Regions from separate parts of the Homo sapiens genome. Here region 2 is linked to region 1. The links are chromatin loops, found by intact Hi-C in ENCODE. Cell type or tissue: Panc1. All regions are shown on one strand.

The links. A loop is a pair of places that touch in the nucleus more often than their neighbours do. Peaks named below come from ENCODE experiments on the same cell type or tissue, not always from the same donor. Only the 100,000 strongest peaks of a DNase experiment are listed, where the experiment ranks them.
Region 2: a loop joins it to region 1, with 6 times the contacts of the local background. A loop is called at or near these places in 7 of 110 quality-filtered maps.

The regions. Positions count from the first base shown.
Region 1 is chr13:61,282,136-61,290,135 of GRCh38, forward strand. No RefSeq gene overlaps it. Among named protein-coding and RNA genes, the nearest start is that of MIR3169, 86 kb to the left of the region's middle. RefSeq lists an enhancer at 2,541-3,042. In Panc1, CTCF peaks have their summits at 4,180 (motif pointing right) and 4,380; no DNase peak of the experiment used is centred here.
Region 2 is chr13:61,950,938-61,958,937 of GRCh38, forward strand. No RefSeq gene overlaps it. Among named protein-coding and RNA genes, the nearest start is that of LINC00358, 75 kb to the right of the region's middle. In Panc1, CTCF peaks have their summits at 3,384 (motif pointing left) and 3,583; a DNase peak (open chromatin) is centred at 3,384; H3K27ac peaks cover 366 bases.

The DNA.
Region 1 (8,000 bases):
ACAATGGGCAAAATGATAGAATTATGAGGTCAAATTGAAAGCAAAACTATGAAAACCTTATGAATACTATTTTAAATGCAAAAACGATTATACATTACACATTTGATATTTTTCACTCAACTTTTTATTTTCAAGGTCTTTCATAGTTTTTAAACTTATTAGTGGAGTTTTCAGTGTGTTTCTTTATCCTAAGAAACTAACTTTATAACCCTTTTGCCATATAACTAAATATACCTTATGTATTTATTTTAGGAGGTTTTATTATTATGTAGGTATGCTAAGGTGAATAGATTAGAAGAAAATTGCAACTGAAAAGATAGTTTCTTAGTCATATACTATGGTCTGAATATTTGTGCCCCTCAATTAATAACTTGAAATTTTAACTCTCCGGGTGATGTTATTAGGAGTTGGTACCATTACCCGTGGCAAATATTCAAGTTACTGGTGGCAAATATGTACAGGTCCACAGCAACCTTAATTCTTGCCTCCTTAGAAGAACGAATTTGACTGAGGGGTATAAGGCAGAAAAAGAGACTGAGGCAAGTTTTAGAGCAGGAGTGGAAGTTTTATTTAAAAAGCTTTGGAATAGAAAATAAAGGAAGGGATACTTCAAGAGACCCAAGCAGGCACCGAGTGCCATGTTTAATCATGATCCTAGGACTTTATAGGCTGGCCCCTTTCCAGTGATTCTTCCCTTAGGGTGGGCGGCCCACATGCACAGTGCCCTCCTTACCCTTGGGAGGTGAGCACTCACAGTGTGTTTAGGAAGTTGTATGCAAGCCCATCTCAGGCTTTCTTCCCTTTTCCAGTGGTGTGCCCCCAGAAGGTGACACTCCACCATTTTGTCTTTTGATACATATGACTGGGAAGTTGCTTCCCCCAGGAGCCTGCACTCAATTAACAATTTGCAACAGGTGTGGACCATCAGGAACTGGCCTCTCCCTGGAACCACCAATTTATCACTTTTAGAGAGGCAATGTGATAATTGCCAAACAATCATCCAACATTCCTAGTGGATGGAGGAGAGCCTTCCCTGCCCTGCTCATGTCTGCCTAACTACCTGTAACAATACCTTTGGAAAGTGAGGTAGAAATGAAGGTGGAACTTAGTGCCCTTATAAAAGTGGTCTGAGAAATACCCCCTTACCCTTTCCACCATGTAAGGACACAGCTAGAAGGCAATATTTGTGAACTAGGAAGCAGGCTCTCATCACATGGAGTCAATCAGTGTCTTGATCTTGGACTTTCCAGACTCCCAAGACTGTAAGAAATAAATTTCTGTCGTTTGAGTTACTCAGTTTATGATATTTTGTTATAACAGCCCCAATGCACCAAGACAACATAGTTCCTAAGAGGAAGAAGATATGATAAAATGGGGGTTCACACTGAGAAACACGGGGGTCATCTAGTGAGTTCTGGAGAATAGTTGTCTAGTACTTGACCCAGGGGTTGGTAAGGACAGGATAGTCACCTAGAGTGTGAAAGCCTGACATGCGATGTTGTCCTGGACTCTAGATTCATTGATTTGTGTTTGAAAGCATGTTCCTGGGTGAGTTGTTTACTATCCCTAAGAACTGGCTAACTCTAGGAGGTACAGTCCCTCTAAAGTCAGCAAGGCTCCAATGTCAAAGCATTAGAACACAGAAAATAAAATACAGTGCTAACAATATAAGTGAATACAGTGTTCATAGCTGAATATAGTGCTAACAATATAAGTGGCTTATCAAACAATTTCCCTTACCTATGATACAAAAACAGGAATATCAGAATTTAAGAATCAGGCATAGTTTCTGTTAAATCTGTGATGAAAAAAGGTATTTTATATTGTCAATCTAAATTCAAGTTGTGGAAAAACAGAGTACAGACTACTGCCTAGGTCTTTTCATTTTATTTAAAAAGAAAAAAATTGTATTGAAGTATTTCTATTCAGTATTATTCACATGTGTTTTGAGTTTGGGTAATTGTAGACATGAAATGAGTGTCAGAAAGGGCCTTGCAGTCTTTGTACTTTTAAATGCTTGTGGATTTCACTGCAATTTAAGGTCATGTAAACAGAGAAAAAACTCACAACTTTGAAATTGCCATGCTATTCATCAAGGAAACGTTTTTGGGGACCAATTTTTCTATTGGAATAGAAGATAGAGTAGGTCATTTAGAAGCCCTGCACTGTAAAAGTCCAGGTCTCGTTCTCCTTCCCTCCCTCATCACAGCTATCTAAATATTTCTTGATCACTCAAAAGAGATAATCTAACCAATGTACAAAGTGGAAAAAAATAGTAAAGTGTTAAGATGAAGGAGGATATTTCATGCAAATGTATTTAAGACTGGCCTGTTAAACTCAATTGAACACTACTTTTCATATGATTTGAATAGAAAAATATATTCCATATATTATTCAGAGTACTATGAAACAAAACTGAGAAAACCTTGGTGTTTTAGAGGACTTTCGTGTATTTAGTCATTCACTCATTTATTAAACAAATACTCGATTGCCTACTGGGAGCCAGTTCTATTTGCTGGGAATTTAATGCTGAGGATGAGAAGCAGGAACCCTGTCATAAAACAGATTAAGGAAATAAACCACATCTAATCATATCTATATGCACAAGAGTTCCACAAAATCTGAGACTCAAAGAAGGGCCAGAATATTGAAGCTTATATAATTGCATCCTGAGCTAAAGAAAGGAATAGGAAATTGGGGCTTCTTGGGGCAACACAAGTTATGGGAAGGTTAGGCAAGGAAATGTATGGTGAATAAAGGTGGTTTTGTTATGCAGAGAAAAGTCTCCCAGGTAACAATGGATTCCATTCAAGCAGAATGGAATCAATAATCTCACAAGTGTAGACAGAGATAAATTAGTAAAGGAACAAGTAAGCAAAATACATTCAGGCTAGTGATAAGAGTTATGAAGGAAGTGAACAAGGTGATAAATGCTGGAAAGGAAGACATGGATTTAGATACAGTGGAAGGATAAAACTTCTCAGACGAGGTGACATTTGCACTGAAGCCTGAAGTGTAAGACTTTATGGCCTTATGAATCCTTACACTGGAAGCCAAATTAATCGAGAGTTTAGACTGAGCCTTGATTAGAAGAGAGAATTTTTAAGTGCAATGTGGTTCCATTGAATGACTTTAAGCCAATAGTAACACAATCTGTCCTTTTGACAAATTAAAAATAAATACTGTTTTGGTACGATGCTATTCAAAGTATCACTATGCCTATTTTTCTAAATAATTTTAATTAAGTTCAATATTATGCTTATATGAAACTATTGGACCAGGACTGATAGATATGATACAACTTTTATTTGAATATGTTTTTCTTGAATGTCTAAGCAAGTGAAGAATAGCTTCCCTCCACTCTTCTACGTTCCTTGGCTGGCCTATGAGTTAAATTGACATAAAACAGATTAAGGAAATAAACCACATTTAATCATATATATATGCACAAGAGTTCCGCAAAATCTGAGACTCAAAGAAGGGTCAGAATATTGAAGCTCATATAATTGCATCCTGAGCTAAAGAAAGGAATAGGAAATTGGGGCTTCTTGGGGCAACACAAGTTATGGGAAGGTGAGGCAAGGAAATGTATGGTGAATAAAGGTGGTCTTGTTATGCAGAAAAAAGTCTCCCACGTAACAAAAGTAGTCAATGAGCAGCCCTAAGAAGAGAGGACAGCCTTACTGGGTTAGTATTGGCCTCTAGGCTCCTCTCCAGCCATTTAAGTCAGTCTTTCGTGGTTGGAAGAATTCCTGAGAAGGGGATTTATGACATGTAAGATTCATTTGGAGGATCCATCTTTATGCAGATTAGAGGAGCTGAGAAAAAGCCTCTGCCTGAATCCACTGTTTTCCCAAGTGCCTTCAGTTCAAAGTGATCAGCACACTGAAGCATCACATTTTGGGGTGACATTTCCCGAATTGGACCTACATTTTAGGTAAGATGTACATTCTGATATGCAGCTTTTATTTCATTAACCAAATTATATATCTTATATAAATTAGGTGCTCTCAAATATAAGCGACAGATCCTGTGATTCAAACCAACTCTATGAATAAGGAAACATTGTAGTACATAGCAAGACGTAGGATAGACTCAATCAGCTGGTGAGTTCAAGTCTCCATCTCTGTTTCTTCGTGGAGCCCCTTGACTCTGGCCCACTGTGTTGCCTTAGCCTTTAGATCAACTTCTATTGTGGCCACAAGATGGCAGCCAGCAGCCATAGGGGCAAAAGGCCTTTGTTCATACCTAAAAGGAGAGAGATCTATCCTTTAAATATGGGAGAAAATGTCTTATTATCTGACTGTGTCCCCTATGGGTGAATAATAGTCATGTCATGTAATAATTCTCTAACATCTGAATTGCTGAAATAATTACAAGAAAAAGTAGTGGGATTTCCCTAGAGCTAGGCATGCTATGAGATTTCCTTGCACAGAGAATAGGTGAATTCTACCCACTTTTACTGTCGTCCTCATGTTCCAGCCAATGAAGCCCAGTGACCCAAAAGGAAGAAAAAATGGGAGATAAATTTTGTCTAGGCAACAATAATTCTTTAGTAGTTAGTTATAAGAAAAATTTTTATGCTATACCTAAATTTGAAGTTCAGGGATTGTATGACTAAGTATGTACAAGGCACTGCATGGGCTGACCAGAGTATAAAGATAAATTAAGTCTAGTAGAAAAGTATAGATTTTTTAAATGATAGGAAATGACATCTGAAAATGCTAGGAATACATCTATGGTTCATCTCCCATTGGGCCAGTTTGCTCAAATATGACTGAAGATATGAGAGCATTTGAACCTTAGAAAAACCACATAATTTTTCTTCTTCCACAAGTATTATTTTTTGCAGATAATAGAATGAATGTGGGAGGTTTTTTTCTTTTTCTTTAGTAATATCCATGGAATATTTTACTAAAAATATGGACTTTAAAGTCAAATAATGGAGACTCAAAAGTTGATTCTACCTACCACTTAACCACTTGGCCACTGGGGTCAAGTAACAGTCTCTCAGCCTCCTCTGAGATAGATATTTATAAAATATCCATTCATAATATTTATTACTCCATTTCCACACTGCTATGAAGAACTACCTGAGACTGGGTCATTTACAAAGAAAATAGGTTTAATTGACTCACAATTTCACATGGCTGGGGAGGAACCTTACAATCCTGGCCAAAGGCAAAGGAGAAGCAGGGCCCGTCTTACATGGTGGCAGGAGAGACAGAGAAAGCAAAATGGGAAGTGCCACACTTTTAAACCATCAGATCTCGTGAGAACTCACTCATTATTACGAAAACAGCAAGGGGGATATCTGCCACCATGATCCAATCACCTCCCACTAGGCTCCTTCTGACACATGGGTATTACAATTAGACATGAGATTTGGGTGGAGACACACAGCCAAACCATGTCACAGTAAATACAATATATTATTGCTTTTATGGATTATCTTATTATAATTGTGGATTTCTTTTACAGTTATGACATACTGTGGAACATTTCTCATAATATCTGGTTCTGAGATACTTGGATATTTGAGGATAACAGAACTCCTTCACAGATGCCTCATTAACAAGTGATTTTGAATACATGACTATTTCAAAATGTACCTTCTAATTTATATATTTTCTAATTGCAAATAGGTATATTATATTATGTGCTTGATTCACTGATGATTCTGCAAAGACCTGGAACACCTATGGATAAATTCAGTTTCTGGAAACAGATGGTTCCATTTGTTTGCTACTGTTTTAAAGGGTTGTCGTCACCATTTTTAAGTGTCTCTGGCTTTCCGGTGCTAATGCTATTCACCAGTTACAGTTGTTTTTAGACATTTTCAAGTTCTAATATTACATTTGATTTCTTTTTCAATGATGAGAGTTAATTCTGTTCTGTTAATTATACTTCAAGGCTCAGGCTTTTGTGATACACAAAATTCCTGATGTTAATAATGGATTGCCTCACATCTCCTAGCCATTACAATTTTTAGACAACTCATTTAAATAGGGTATGGTTTAAAAGCTTTTATTAATATTAAAATGCTAACACTTTTTGCAATAGCTTCCTGAGTCTTCCCAGAATCAGGATTCACTAAAAGCAACTCTGCTGGGCCAGCACAGCAGTATGCTCAGTTAATTATAAGCTTCAAGAAGGAGCCTCTGGTAGAGATGAATGGTTTATATAAAGGGCCTTAGATGTGGGGAAGCATGTGGGACTGAAGACAGTTTGTGGGTCTGAAGGAAAGGGTATGAGCATGGAGAAGCATGGAAGAGATAGGCTGTAGAGTGAGGTGGGAGCCAAGCCATGGATAATCTTGGGTTTCATGCTAAGATACTTTAAGTCTCCTGTGAAAGAAATGACAGGCCACTAAAGAATTCCACCACTGGAGGTAATATCATCAGATTCACAGTTTGAGGGATTTCTCTGGTTGTGTTTCTGAACTATAGATATTTATTGGAATCTAAATGCTACTTTTTCTTATATTTCATATATTTTCTTTTCTATTGTTTCATTTTTTCCCAGACCACATAAATATGTGTGTTTTCCTCATCGATTCTTTTTTTACAGATTATAATGATTTGTTATTTAATGGAAGCCTCTACTTTGAAATGTAGAAGGTCACATATTTTAGTCTTGAGATGATGAAGTTTGATTCAGTCACAAAGAACCAAATGTACTTTTTTACAGACAAAACTGGCTCTACATGATGTTGCTTTGACATTTGATTAACTGCCTTTTTTTTCCCTTTTGGCTGTTACTGATATTTGAAACATTTTACAGATTCGCTCTTTGTAATAACATCCTGTCCATCAGCTAATTTCATTGCTGAGATTTCTGCATGCAACTGCTACTGAAATCAATGTCAGCTCTGGGAGCCAATCCAAGAGCAGACTTGGCTCAAGTCTACAGTGGTCTACAGAGGTGACTTCATTTACTCTTTCAGTTTGATAGACATAAACTATTCTTAGATGTATTTACTGAAAATATCGATATGACTAAAATGTAATAAAAATAAAATTATGTTGTTTTTATGTCCATCACATAAAGGATGCTAAATAGATTAAATACTTTTTTACCCTGTTTACTCAAAATATAAATCTTTATCCGTATTTTTCATTGAAATCTATATAGTAAGATTGTTAAGAAAAAGAGCCAGAATGCCCTATTTGAGATTTCTTCCACTTGCTAAGGTCCCACTTCCTGTCAAAGTTCATATCAACCAAACCATTATTTTTTGAAGTTCATTGAATAATTCAACATTTTTTCATTTTATACTTTTTATCAATAATCACATAGAGAAACACATATTTACTTGCAAGACTGTGTCTTTATTAAGACTTTTTTTCCTTCATTTTATTTTTTTTCTTCGTCTTTGTGTCCCCAGCCTTGAATACACTTCAATAAGCCCTCAGTTAATGCTTGTTGAATTCACAGAGGGAGTTTGGGCCGCCAATAAAGAGAAAAGTTCATAGTGGTCCTTGCAGAAATAAGTATGTCCATATTTAAAAGAAAAAAAATTGCCATGTGTAGATATCATTTATTAATGAATAATGTATATAGTGGATACACAAGTAGGTAAGTTGATAGATTATAAATAGATACATGATATTTAGATAGATAGTAATGTATAAGGGACCCTTAAAAATGTGAACAAACTTTCTGTGTTTTTTAGTAGAGCAAATAACACTACAACTAAGATATCCATGTTTTCCATCTTTATCATTATTAGGAAATAAATTTTAGAAATAAAGATTCTTAATTGCAAGCAGTTTATAGCATTAAAATGTGAATCCCTAATTTGATTTTTTGCTGAGATATGTTAGAATGACTACAAAAACATGTCTTTGCAGCCTGCCACTTTAATAAAAACCAAACCACACCACTTGACCAACCAGAAAAAAAAAACCAAACTCAGACATTGAAAGACAAAAAAGAGTAAGTTTAAATCTCTCTAATCTTAAAAATGGCCAGTTTCCCAAAACTATGTCACATCCTTT
Region 2 (8,000 bases), 670 kb after region 1:
GGTTTCTCCATGTTGGTCAGGCTGGTCTCGAATTCCCGACCTCAGGTGATCCGCCCTTCTCGGCTTTCCAAAGTGCTGGGATTACAGGAGTGAGCCACCGCACCCGGCCGAACTAGCTTATCTTTTAGCTAATAAAGGGGTCCTACAAACTCTTCTTGCACTCATAACATGTTTTCCACCAATGTTACAAGGTGAGCATCTCTAATCCAAAAATCTGAAATTTGAAATGCTGCAAAACTCAAAACTTTTTGCGTGCCAACATGACACCAGAAGTGGAAAATTTCACATTTGGCACATTTGCTTTCTGATGGTTCAATATATACAAACTTTGTTTTTGGCACAACAGAGTTGTATTAAAAATATTGTATAAAATTACCTTCAGGCTATATGTATAAGGCACACATGAAGCATAAATGAATTTTGTGTTTAGACTTGGGTCCCATCTCCAAGGTTTCTCATTGTGTATATACGAATATTCCAAAATCTAAAAACACCTGAAATCTAAATGCTTCTGGTTCCAAGCATTTCAGATAAGGGAAACTCAACATGCATTAGGAATTATAAGGATGAAAGTCTAATGGTATAAATTAGTTTGACCCATGTATAATTTAATTGGCATAAAGAAAAATAATTTTATAAGGCTTGCAAATATAATGAAAATCTTAAGAAACAAAATTGAATCCATAGCTTGAAGGATGATAATATTAAACAAATGCTAGAATACAATGTCTTCTAAATGATTTAAAAATAGATAACTTATTTAAAAAGGGAATTACCACCTCACACTATCCCCAAGCAATATTTACTGAATAGTAATGGAAAATATTACACAGATAAATTACCTACTTAGGAACAAAAGTCAACTTTCAATTGTCGAGAATGATGGATTACAAAAATGTGGTTTTAAGACAATGTGCTCACAGTTTGTGAGTCACATTTTGCCAGTTATTAAACCAAATATAAATGAATATTTTACTTTCGGGCAAATAGTACTGAATATGTGGATTATCTAAATGTTCTTTCTGTCATAATAATTTTGTTTTAACAAACGTAGAAAAATGAAATTCCTATTACTAAATCTTCTGTATTGATGTTGCTCCTCTAAACAACACACATCTCACTTTGTTCCAAGTTATTCATAAAGTATTTGAACCCTAAAGAGTTCCAACATTCTCTTCTAACCAATAATAAAATAATGGATGCTAAGCACCTCATTCTATTTAAGAGATCACTTTTCAATGAATCTCACCTAAGCTGTTAAGAGTGGTTTTGTATCAGCCAAGAGAGAGCTTAGGTGTTCTTGAACAATATTGTCGTGAAACCAAGAATGTTAAGATTTGTTCAGTAATGAATAAAGAGAAAAAATCAAGTAACTTTGGCTAACTAAAGACACAAGCCTTCTATGCTATTGCATTAAAAAGCTTTTTGAGCTCTAAGTTTCAAGAGCGTAATTAGTTCAGTAATTAATTGTGCAAAATGGTAATTTAATTTTTTATATTTCACATATTTTTAAATTTATTTTCTGACATTTAATTTTCAAGCACCCATACTACACAAAGGTTTACAGTTCATAGAAGGAGTCACACGTGTCAATTTCTATGAAAAAATTCTGTATTAATAGGTCTCCTTTAATTTAGAATTAGTACTGGAGGCACAAGCTGATTACCTTAATGTTTTTTAATGAAGCCTATTTGCCAAACAATTTAGTAAGATAAATAAAATAACGTATTTAAAAATTATCATTAATTAGAGACATTCAATTGCCTGCAATTTTTATGGTGATTACTAACCATTTATAATGTTTTATTAAAAACATGACTGTGAAAATCTTCACTATGCAATGGTTTATAAGTCCTTTGTTCCATATGAAATAGTAAACTATAAATAATATTTCTTTTTGAAAGTTTCAAAATCATTTCTGATTGGTCTTTCTTAATAAAATTTGTTTCATATCATTCCCAGTTACATAATTTTCACTTTGTAGCCATAAACAGTTTAACTTGAAACGTAGACTTAACCCTGAGAGTAAACGATATATTTTTAAATCTATTAGGTTGGTGCAAAAGTAATTGCAGTTTTTATATTGAAAGTAATGACAAAAACCACAATTACTTTTGCACCAACATAATATAAAACCATAATATACCACACTAATTAAACACTAAAGTGTATATTATTTCCCACATAAAACATTTTTAAACTAATCTATAATATACAAGTAGAGCCCAAACTTGTAAATCATGTCACTCTGACACTCCTACATAGTAAATCCAACTGTTTTATTCTAAATTGTCTTTATTTTGAATTCTCACTTAAGATACAGTCCTAGCTTTCTTTTTCCCTTCTGTGCCCAAGTTCTTGAAAGAGTAGCACCCAATTACTGTACAAATTTTCACTTTTAATTTAAAATAAGAATATTTTATCTTATCATTGATGATGAAACTCTCAATCACTAATTAACTAATGAATTCCTAACCACTATTTTCAAGAAAGAATTTTATGGCTTTGTTTGAATGTTTTTCCACATTTAACGCTGCTCACCATACATTCTTTCAAATTTGCTTTATTTATTTTTACTTCACTATTGTTTAAATTACATATTACATAGCACATAGTAAATTCACAACAAATTTCTATTTAAATTTATGTTTTGCTTCTGAAATTTTTGACAAGTTACACATACAGCTCATTAATAGCAATATCTTAATGCAATAGTCAACTTCCTTGTTTCCAGTGTCTTTAAAAATTTAGCACGAAAAAAGTGAGCACCTAAAAACAGGGCCAGAGTGATCCTTGTATGGTCAAAACATAATGTAAGAAATCTAATTTATAAATATGTTACATTTATCAGAAAAATAGGTATACTTAAATCATATGTTCTTTTATAATAACAATATTAATTTCACTATGTATGGAAACTTTTAGGAAGAAAAAATTCACCAGGTTTTTGTTGTTGTTGTTGTTTTACTCTGTATCATCAGTTTTGAATAGGTATTCAAAAACCATTCACAATAATGAATATAATAAATAAAGATGCAGAATTCATCTTAGTGGTGTTATTAGTGCTTCCAGTAAAACTTTATCTGCTGTTTGCCCAAGATATTTAAGGAAGAATAAACTTATCAAATATGAATGTGTACTTTTTCTATCAGTTAATGTGAGCTAATAAATGCATTTAATATCTCTGATTAAAATGCATGAGTTCCCTGATGATTAAATCATTCTTGGTAATAGCTAGGTTCAAATTTTAATTATTTTAACTACTTGCTTAGAAGACTGACTTCCTATTTTCTTCTCGAATTCTACTCCAGATTTTATCCTATGGTGGGGAAGAGGCAAACTGTGAGATGTGTTCCGAAGGGACTTTGTTGCCATCTTGTGGTTCATTAAATTATGTTTCTGGTTTTTTGCTTTCCAACTTGATCACTAAGCTCCACAATTAAAGCTAACACCAAGATCTATCTTGAATTCTTAAATTCCATTCCAACCCTGAAAATTTGTAAATACATTTCCATTTGCATGCCATGCAAGGTGGTCGTCTTCTGTGTAAACATCCCATGTCCATTTTTGCTTTTATGCATTTACTAAGCCAGTTTTTGTCTCCTAGAATGTTCCACTCTCATTCCTTCATTCCACATTTTTGATATTTGTCCACTCATCAAGGCCAAACTATAAATAATACCTCCTCCATCAAAGCTTCCTGAACTCCCTTAGGTCACAATGGTTCATCGTTTGAAAATAGTTATTTTATTTAAAGTCAGCGAAAAAGAAAACCCACAGAATTTAGGTCCTCACTGAATTAGAAATATTATTTTAAACAATTTAATTATAAAAATGTTTAAAATATGTAAAAATAGGGACAATGATTCCATGAATCCTCATGTACCCATTACCCAGAAACACAATTATGTATTTATGGCCATTCATCAAATTTACAACCTTACTACAATAGGTGGGCTTGTCTGGGAGCTTGCTAGACAAGTAGAATCTCAGGTCCCGCGGCAAAAGTACTGAATTAGAATCTGCATTCTCAGAATCATCTGAGAATCATACATGTTAAACTTCTTAAACATCTTAAAGATGATTCTCATGTATGTTAAACTTTAAGAAGTGTTAGCCTATAGTATAACCCACTTCTCTACTACTAACATTGGATTTTTTAAATTCCAAATATATCATATCCTCTTTAAATAATCCAATAAGCATCTCTTAGAAAGTTTTTGGTGCATAGAAATAGTATTGATTTTTATGTTAATTTTTTATCCAGAAACTTTACTGCATTCATTTATCAGTTTGAACACTTTTTGTGGAATATTTAGGGTTTTCTATATATAAGACCATGTTATGAGGAAATAGTGACAATTTCACTTCTTTTCTTATTTGGAGGTCTTTTACTTATTTATCCTGTCTCATTAGTCTAACAAGGACCTCTGATACTATATTGAATAGAAGTGGTGAGAACAGGCACCCTTGTCTTGTTTCAAGGTCTTATATAAAAAGTGTCAGTTTTTCACCATTAACTATGTTAACTGTGGGCTCATCATACATGGCATTTATTGTATTGAGGTCCATTTCTTCTATATGTAATTTGGTGAGAGTTTTTTTGAAAAGATGTTTAATTTTGTCAGATGTTGTTTCTGCATCTAATGGGATGACTATATTTGTTTTTCTTTTATTTGGATAATATGGTGTATCACATTTATTGATCTGCATATGTTGAACCATCCATGCATCCTATGGATAAAGCACACTTGATAATGGTGAATGATCCTTTTAATTGTTGTTGAATTCTGTTTGCTAGTATTTTGTTGAGAATTTTTGTATCTACTTTCATCAAGGATATTGGTCTGTAGCTTTTTGTGTGTGTGTGTGATGTCCTTATGTGGCTCTGGTGTGATAATGCTGGTCGCAAAAATTAAGATTCTTTTTTAAAAAAACATATTCACAATATTGTCATTATACTATTAAAATACAAAATTATTATCAATAATTTTAGTATTTAATTCTTCCTATATGAATCACAAATGCTTTTACTTATAATTTATTTATTAAAGTTAGGATCTAAACAAAGCCACATATGACATTTTATTGAAGTGTGCTTTGAGTCTGTCAAGTAAAATTACCTTTACCACTATCTTCCTTTTTCTTACAATTTATTTACTGAATAAAGTTAGTAACTTCTTAAAGAGTTTTTAATATTTGTGATTAGGCTGATTGCAGGTCAAGGGCAGGGATATACACAATTAGTCTAAAGAATCTACAGAATTCTATATAGTTATGTATAAGATTCTGTTTTAATTATCTACAGCTACAGTCATATGATGTAACAAACCACTACAAAACTCCTTGGCCAATACCACTGGAATTGATTACATGTCTGTGGTCAGATAGGATAGAGGATAGCTAGGTGATTTGCTGATATTGGCTGAGTGCTCTCATATGTTTGAGGTTCAACTTGGAAAAGTAGGTTGCCTCAGTTTTGTTCCTCATGGTCTCTCATCCTCCAGAAAATCATCCTAAGCTGATTCTCATGGCACATATAGGAATCTAAGAACAGAAGCATGCAAGTCCTGTCTCTGCAGGCCTAAGCATAGAACTGGCACATTTTCATCTTACTACTGTTATTGGTTAACTCTAATTACAAGGCAACCCAGATTGAAGGGGTGGGAAAAACGGATTCACCTCAGTGTGAGGACTTGCAAAAATACATTGCAAAATTCATGAATAAAGGAAGGATTGAGAATAAGGATCTTTTTTTCATTTTTCAACTAACCACATATTTTTAAATAATATTTTACTGTAAATTTAAAAAATAATGTCCAATGCTATGTCATTTTATGGGCAGTTTTACAGTAAAAATTAGTTAATATTTAATTTACTTAAGTATTCTTTAAACATATAATAAAATATATTATTCCAACCTAAGATTTTTGAAATTTGTATGTGTTAATGGCAAAAGACATCATTTTTTAACATTTTAAATTTTATTTCATGTGATTTTGATCTTATTTATTTAAGAAGCATTTATCTTTCCCAGTGAAGATAATTGTTTTTATTGATTTTATATAATTATTGGTAATTTTCTTATACAATGATCAAATCTCTTATACTAAAAAAATTGCTGTGTGAGTATATATATATATATATATATGTATATACATTAACACACATACACACATGCTGTTTGGAGATCCTAGGTGACACACAAATATATAAATAGTAAATAAATAAATAAAAGAAAGAAAATACAAGAAAAAATGGGAGCTTGATCTCCTTATACTATGTTGGCCACCATCACTGTCATTGCCCCTTCTACTACTCCTTGAAAGTGTAAATGTCAGTGTCTTCAAACATAGGTGGACTTCTCACCACTGATTATCAGCTGAGACAAATATAAACCTACAACTTCTTTCAAGGCCTTAGGGAATAGTGCCCAGACTTAGGCCTATGTCTACACTGCAAAGTAGATTTCCATTCCAGAACATCTAGGCTAACTTATCTTTGAGGTACTAATGAAGAGAGGCATAGGTTTTTCATATGTTGCTTTTTAGGATTCATCAATAAGCCACTAATTGATAGTACCCTATGTACAGTAAGATTTCCTAAACTATTATTTATTTGGAATACTAATTATCAAATGATTCTATATTGAATAATATATTGTTATACAATTGTTTACTGTGTTAATTTAAATTTACCTAATACCTCTAAATGAGAATGTATTTTAAATTTTTATTTTAAAATATAGAGTTATTTTTCCTTGACTTTCTAAAAGAGATGTTTGAATTTGATTTCTCCATACACAACTTGTTGGTGTCTTAAATGCCTGACAATTTCGATTGCTTTTCTTTTCCTTCCTTCGCTTCCTTCCCTCCTTTCTTCCTTCCTTTTCTTGCTTTCTTCTTTCTTCTTCTTTCCTTTTTTTTTTTTTTTTGAGACAAGATCTGGCTCTATTGCCCAGCTTTTTGAGTAACTGGAACTACAGGTGTGTGCCAGCATGTCTAGTTAATTTTTGTATTTTTTTGTAGCGGTTTCCCCATGTTGCCCAGGCTGGTGTCCAATTCGCAGGCATGAGCCACCACACACAGCTACTTTTCTTTAAAAGAATTTATTTTCACAATCGGTGTTAATGGAGAGGCCATTGAATAGATTTTAATGGTAAAATTAGTTATTTTTAAATTTGAATACAATATATGAAACTAACCTGAAATTAAAGACCTGAATTCCATTTCTAGATGGTGTCCTAATGTCTTGATATTTAAGATAATGCTGCTTTCTGTAATAGGTAAAAATACAAATCTCAGTAGCTTAGCTCAATAGAGGTTTGTTTTCTTCTTTATGTGAATTAAAAATTGATATGTCTGGATTGGTAGCATAGCAGAACAGGTCTCTACTCCACAGAAAAATTCAGATTCTCAGGCTAACAGAGGCTATTTCATCTATACATGGATTCTAGAGGTCCCTATTATCAATGATTATCTTACAGAAAGAGGGTGAAACAAGTTAACAACTCATATGAGAGATTGTCATCAGCCAGGTCTGGGAATGCTGAGTTCCTTGGCCTAAGGAAACATAACTAAGAAGGTATGTTTGAAATAAAACAAAATGAATTTCATACAAAAACTAGCTTTTCACTATGATAATGTTATTGATAATTGTGCTATATGTTGAATTATATATTAGTTGCATCAAGAGACACATACAAATTGATGCCGTTGGGGAAAACAAACAGTTAATTTGAAGGACAAGTACCTGACTTTAACTCTGCCAAAATTTAACATTTCTCGATATTTATTTTCTCATCTGTAAAATAAAGTTCTTAGCCACATCAGTTGATCTCACCATTGCATGAATCTCAGATTTACTTGAGAATTAGATGCACTTTCTTAAAAATTAAAGTACATATATATGCACATTACACATATTTGCATACGGATTGTAGAAACCCTATGACACTAAGTCTAATATTTGTAACTATAATACACTTAAACTTAAATACA